Regions from separate parts of the Homo sapiens genome. Here region 1 is linked to region 2. A link is an interaction called in ENCODE POLR2A ChIA-PET data of the cell type or tissue named here. Cell type or tissue: PC-3. All regions are shown on one strand. Links, peaks and the distances in the headings refer to the core of each region. The heading gives the core; the rest is flanking DNA.

Evidence for each region. ChIA-PET counts read pairs that join two places held together with the same protein. Peaks named below come from ENCODE experiments on the same cell type or tissue, not always from the same donor. Only the 100,000 strongest peaks of a DNase experiment are listed, where the experiment ranks them.
Region 1: POLR2A ChIA-PET joins it to region 2 with 5 read pairs; 3 of 35 experiments call an interaction of 5 or more read pairs at or near these places.

The regions. Positions count from the first base shown.
Region 1 is chrX:110,209,070-110,211,990 of GRCh38, reverse strand. The region is part of intron 3 of AMMECR1 (AMMECR nuclear protein 1); the gene reads left to right. Among named protein-coding and RNA genes, the nearest start is that of SNORD96B, 15 kb to the left of the region's middle. In PC-3, for the core only: no CTCF peak of the experiment used is centred there; a DNase peak (open chromatin) is centred at 1,370; H3K4me3 peaks cover 402 bases; H3K27ac peaks cover 2,500 bases.
Region 2 is chrX:110,257,455-110,260,375 of GRCh38, reverse strand. The region is part of intron 2 of AMMECR1 (AMMECR nuclear protein 1); the gene reads left to right. Among named protein-coding and RNA genes, the nearest start is that of SNORD96B, 34 kb to the right of the region's middle. In PC-3, for the core only: no CTCF peak of the experiment used is centred there; no DNase peak of the experiment used is centred there; H3K27ac peaks cover 429 bases.

The sequences.
Region 1 (2,921 bases), core at 175-2,674, 48 kb after region 2:
ACTAATCAATAATGCTTCCATATGTTCTATTTCCTCAGAATAGTAATTATAACATTTAAAATAAGTGTTTATGGGTAGCCTCTGAAGGAATCTGGGCAGTCATTAAAAATAACAGCCATCCACAAAAGGCAGTAAGGACAAATTAGAGCAGTGGCCCCACCCTTCCAAGAATAACTGATCATTGCCCACATCATGATGTACTTATTGTCCTAGTAGGTATGAGAAGGATGAAGAGTGAATAATTTGAGGAAAAATTTCATTAGCTGATAAATTGGAATGTCTACCTGCAAGGCTAAAATGGTTGTTAAATGAGGAAAATTGCTCCCCTAGATAAATCTGACATGATATGCTTTGTGTTTGAACACGGAAACTCATCACCATTGTTCTGTGTTCTTCAGTTGACATCATTTTCTTAATTCTGAATGACAGGGTGATTGACAGACATGGTGCTTTGTAAAGAAAGAAAAACTCATGCAGCATGTTGGAGCCTGCCAAAATGACATAGCCTGGAACTTGTAGAGTTAAACTGTTTGGGAGCCATGTTTCCTTTTTAAAAATCTGAAAGGATATAAAACCAGACATTACAATGGACTGGAGCTTGACTTGAGGGGTGATTCTATGTGTGTCACCTCATAGGTGCTCATTTTCAGGATGATATAAATGAATAAACTTTTTGTTTGTAGAAGAATTCGTATAGCAAGTATGTTACCAGTGATTTTGTGGAAGCTAATGTAGCAATTTGCTGACAGAAGTCAAAATATTTTCTAAATTGTAATCAAGCGTCTTTTACTTCTGTGCTTTAGAGACAAGATCACTTGAAGGCATGAAGTAAAAATATTCTCTGTATTCTAAAGTAACTCCTTAGATCAGATTTCAAAAGATTAATGACATTTTCACAAACCATTAGTCACTTTCTCCTATATCTGGCTACCTGGATCACTGGTATCTCACTTTTTCTATACAGCTGTCACCTGGGCAATACATTGTGGTCCCAAGACAGACTGTTCCATTGGAGCACACAATACGTACATGGAATCAACCCATGCTGGGTGGGGCTGGCCAGCACAGTTATTGTATGATGCCAAAAATCTGTCCCTGGACTATAAAGCTATACCTCAGGCCCCTGATCTCACTCTGTCCCTAAAGTACCAAAGCATCTGTCATTGTATTTGAGCCTCGTTGGACTCCTGGTACTCAGAAAGCTGTGTTTCACTTTAAAAGCAACCTCCAAGGCACACCTCTTGAGTGATCACAGCTCAATTCTGACGTGTTCAGTTGCAGTTAATAATAGGGTGCTTTTGTAACAACCTTCGTGAGAGTAAACAGATGAGATGAATAAATTGGCTACTGTCATTATCTCCCACATATTTTAGAAGTTAATGTTCTTTTCACCCTCACTCCCCCCTTAAAGGTTTACATTTTTTAGCTCCTCTTAATGTGCCATTGAAAACAGAGTTCCCATTCATACACAGATGGTAAGCATGACTCATGAAGTCACCCAGCGAAATGACTTCTGGTTGTATATGTTATGTTTCCCCTCTTGGTTAGTTTTTCCCAACTATGATATACATCATGTTTTTTCTCTCTTCTAACTTAAAAAATATGAGCTTCATATATCCAGGAAAATGCTTTTCACAGTACATATTTTCCCAGGGACGTTGAGTTTTTTTATAAGATGTCACTATCATTAAGATTAGTCCTTTCTTGATGCTCTACTTTAAATGTTTTTTTTTTTTTTAAGTGCCGTGGAGTGTTGGGAAAGGAAGGCTTCAGGCTTCCTGGCCATCTAGAAAGAGTTTGCTGTGCATCAACAAGTCAATGTATAAGAAGCCTAGTGGGGAAGCAAGCTGTACAAAGTAAAGTAACTTCTTAGAAGGTGATTTAATGCATACAAATTTCCATTAGCTGTTGGTTCTCTTAGCAAAATGCGCTGCTGATTAGTCCCTTCTCAGGCCGCCTCAAGTTGTCTCCAGTTTTACTCGCAGCATGTTTATTGGTTGGAGGAAGTTAGCCTGCTGCTTCCCCAGAATTCCATAAACTCCCTGCCCCTTCCCTAGTACTTTTGTTATAGCTATTATTTCATGTATGATTTGCCTGTGTGTGTGTGTGTGTGTGTGTCCCCAGCATTTAATTAAAAGAATGCTGAATTTTGGGAATAAGGAGACCTGGGTTCTGTTCCTGACTGCCACTGCCCAGCTCTGTGAGCTTTCTGGGCCTCAGTTTCTTCAGGAACCTGAAGAAGTTGGACTAAGTGATACCTAAGATCTCTTTGGACTCTGACAGAATATGATTCTGTGACATACTCCTTTTTAAAAGATGGCTTCTGTTTCATTGTCCAGAGAATGAATCACCACTAGCCATTTAGAAGTCTTAAGAAGAGGTCCCTAACTTTCAAAGTGGCCATTGCCAAGTTAAATGTAGGCAACAAACGTGAAAAACAGTCCAGTTTTTAAGTTGTACCTTCTAGATTTCCTGTTCACAAAAAGAATTCCCTTGAGGAAGAAAAATGCTCTAAGCCATTAATGTCTCCATTTAATTACTGTATCATCCTGTTTTAAGTCAACATTATATATTTAAGTCTAAATTAGGCAAATACATTAGGGAGCGATTCACTTTATGAATACGTATTTTGCTTTGTAGAAGAACTCACTATAGAATGTTATTGTTTTCCTCTTGACTTTAAGATTAATTCATTTATGTAAACTCAACCCACATGTAACTTTTTAGGAACAAATTTCTTTTGTAGACTAAGTTAAACTGTATTGAGTCAGATACTCAATGTACAGTTCTAATGAATACAATTTTATTTTTCTTAATTTCTTATTAGGCAAACAGCATTATTTCATATTAGGCATGTTTGCTAGGAGGTGATTTCTTCCCCCCGCCCACCCTGTCCCCACTAGCCTTTGGAAAGTAAACTA
Region 2 (2,921 bases), core at 178-2,677:
ATATGTTCTCCTAATTGAAATTTTGATTTTAGATTGAAATAAAATCTTATAAAGAGGCTGAGGATTTCTTCTCAATTGTGAAAATACATAGTATTTGTGTAGGTAATGAAAAGTTTATGAGAAGTACATGGAACTATTATAAATAGACTATTCTTTGTCTGACCTTGAAGGATCTGGGTAAAAGCAGGAAAGATTATAGAAAATACGAAGCAGGATGGAGAGCTCAGAATTATTGATAAAAGTCTATCCATAGAATTTGGTGATAAAGTCCACAAATTACCCTATTTATCATTGCTCAAGACTTCAAAGTAGAAATATTCTTTGTCCGAGCTGAAGGAGATAATTTCCAGTATTGTGTTTATGGCTTTTATATATTAGAAAGCAGAGGCAGATTCATTTCCCCAATTTTAGTACTTAGAAAACATACTTTTATAGAGAGGAAAATTACCACTAATATAGATGAATATAAACATCTCAGTCAAAAAAGATTCCTGGCCGGGCGCGGTGGCTCACGCCTGTAATCCCAGTAATCCCAGGCCAGCGGATCACGAGGTCAGGAGATCGAGACCATCCTGGCTAACACGGTGAAACTCCGTCTCTACTAAAAATACAAAAAATTAGCCGGGCGTGGTGGCGGGTGCCTGTAGTCCCAGCTACTCGGGAGGCTGAGGCAGGAGAATGGCATGAACCCGGGAGGCAGAGCTTGCAGTGAGCCAAGATTGCGCCACTGCACTCCAGCCTGGGTGACAGAGCGAGACTCCATCTCTTAAAAAAAAAAAAAAAAGAAAAAGAAAGTTTCCTTAAAATTTTGGCTAATAAATTTCCCAGCAAAATGCAGATCTATTTCTTTATGTAAATTCAAGTTGGCAGTAATTTTTCTAGAACACATTAAGTAATTAATAGATGTATTCTTATTCAGCAAAACAGGATTGTGGTCTGTCACCACACTTAAAAGACTATCTTTTTTTCTCCTTTGTTGTACTTAGACCTCTCGGCAGTGAAATAATTATGCAGGTGCTGGCAGTTCTAGAACTTGATTGTGAACTATGCCACTTTTGTTGAACTACTTAATTCTAAGAAATTAGCAATGAAAGTTTAGCCCTTTCTAGGGAACAGTATGACCACATAAAAGGTGATGTGCTGTGTTTTGTTTTGGAGTTTTATTTTGTTCTGTGTGGGTTAGTGGGGTTGTGTGTCAGGGGAGTTTGAGGGGGGATTGATTGCTTGCATGGTACAAATATTCACTTTCCATTAGATTTTTTGAGATACTGAAAATAGCTAACAAACCTACTTTATTACTTTCAAAGGTCCTAGCTAGATTGGGTACTTATGGGATTCATTGTAAACTGAATTTGCTTTTATATTTTGGTGTTGTAATCTGGCATTTTTCTAAAGCAGTATGAGTTTAAAGCCATTATAAGCAGCATAATATTTTCCCTGTCATAGTAGACCATCGTGTGATCATTTTTATTCTTGATTATTTGGGTAACCACTCTAGGCTCATTGTGAACACTTAGATTAAACAAGTTCCTCCTCCCTCTCATTTAATATTAGTCTTTATGGTAGCATCACCCAGATTGATTTTTCTTATGAAAAGAAAAGCTGTATGAATCACCTCTGACTGTACATTATTGTTATGGAAGCTCATTCTGGAGATGTTAAGGCCAAACAATTTTTGGCAAGTGGTTGTGGCAAGACTTCTGGCTAAAGTATGCATTTTGGGGAAATAAATTAGATGTATCACAAACAATGCAAAATTAATTAGTTTAATTTACAACCTACATTTTTTGCCTTTTTATAAAAGAGATGATGGCCTGAGTCCTAAAACTTATACCTAATTTGATAGTTTCAGTTTATTAATTACAAAATGAGAAACATTTGTCAGATTTTATAGGCACTTAATTTAAGGTACAGTTTGGAACCTAGGTTGTTGTACGCTCTTTACTCAAAATTATCCACATGAAGCATGGTGAACTATCTGCTCAAACTGGAATCCTCATTTTAGCCATGAGGTTAATGCACTCCTTCGTTATCCCAAGGTTGTGCTAATGTGCAGAGATGTAGCCACAAAATTCCCAGCAGAATGTGGAAACTAAGCAGCAGGAACCATTTGCAGAATGGGTAATGGCTCCTGAATTGTAGAGAATTGTCTGAATTCATATAGCACCTACTGCCACAGAAATTAAGTGTAGTGAGTATATCAGATTCTAATTCCTTATCACATCATTTAGATCTTTAGAGTTTCCAGTTGGAATCTCCCTGCTGCTTTGATTAAGAGCCACAGGCAAAATGCCTGGGGCAGAAAAGGCCATCTGTGAAAAGGTAGTGTTGAGAGAAGCTGAAAATGGGCTTTTTCAGCACCAGGGCTCTTGGTTCTTAAGTTTGATAGGGAGAGAGTGAACTATAAGAAATTTACCCTATTTTTACATCTATCTGTAAAGTTTAATACCTCTCTGGTCCTTCGAGGCTGTTTCCCCTTTTAATCATGTTTAAACAGTTCATCCTGCAAATCTTGTCTTAATTTTGCCTTAGGAGTTTATGATATATTAGGAGAGATAAGAAGTTATCGAAATAATTGTAGTCCTAGGTAGAAAGCAGTTTTTCTCAAGAAGCAGAGGACGTGATACTGGATGATTACTACTCTATATCTGTTATAAAAGCTAAAATGTATTTAAAGGTATCTATAAATTATTTTATTTGGTTCATCCCTAGTTCACTTTTTATAAAAGCAAAACAGTATGTACCACTTTCTGGCTTGTTTTTATCCTACATGGTCCAAAAAGGTCAAAATTATAGGGATGCGTGTAAATCATTATTATCAAAGCAACCATATACAAGGTGTTGGGTATTTATATTTTAAGAAATTTGTAATACATATTTTAAAGGGGAAAATGATCTTGTCATAGAAGAAAAAGCCTTTG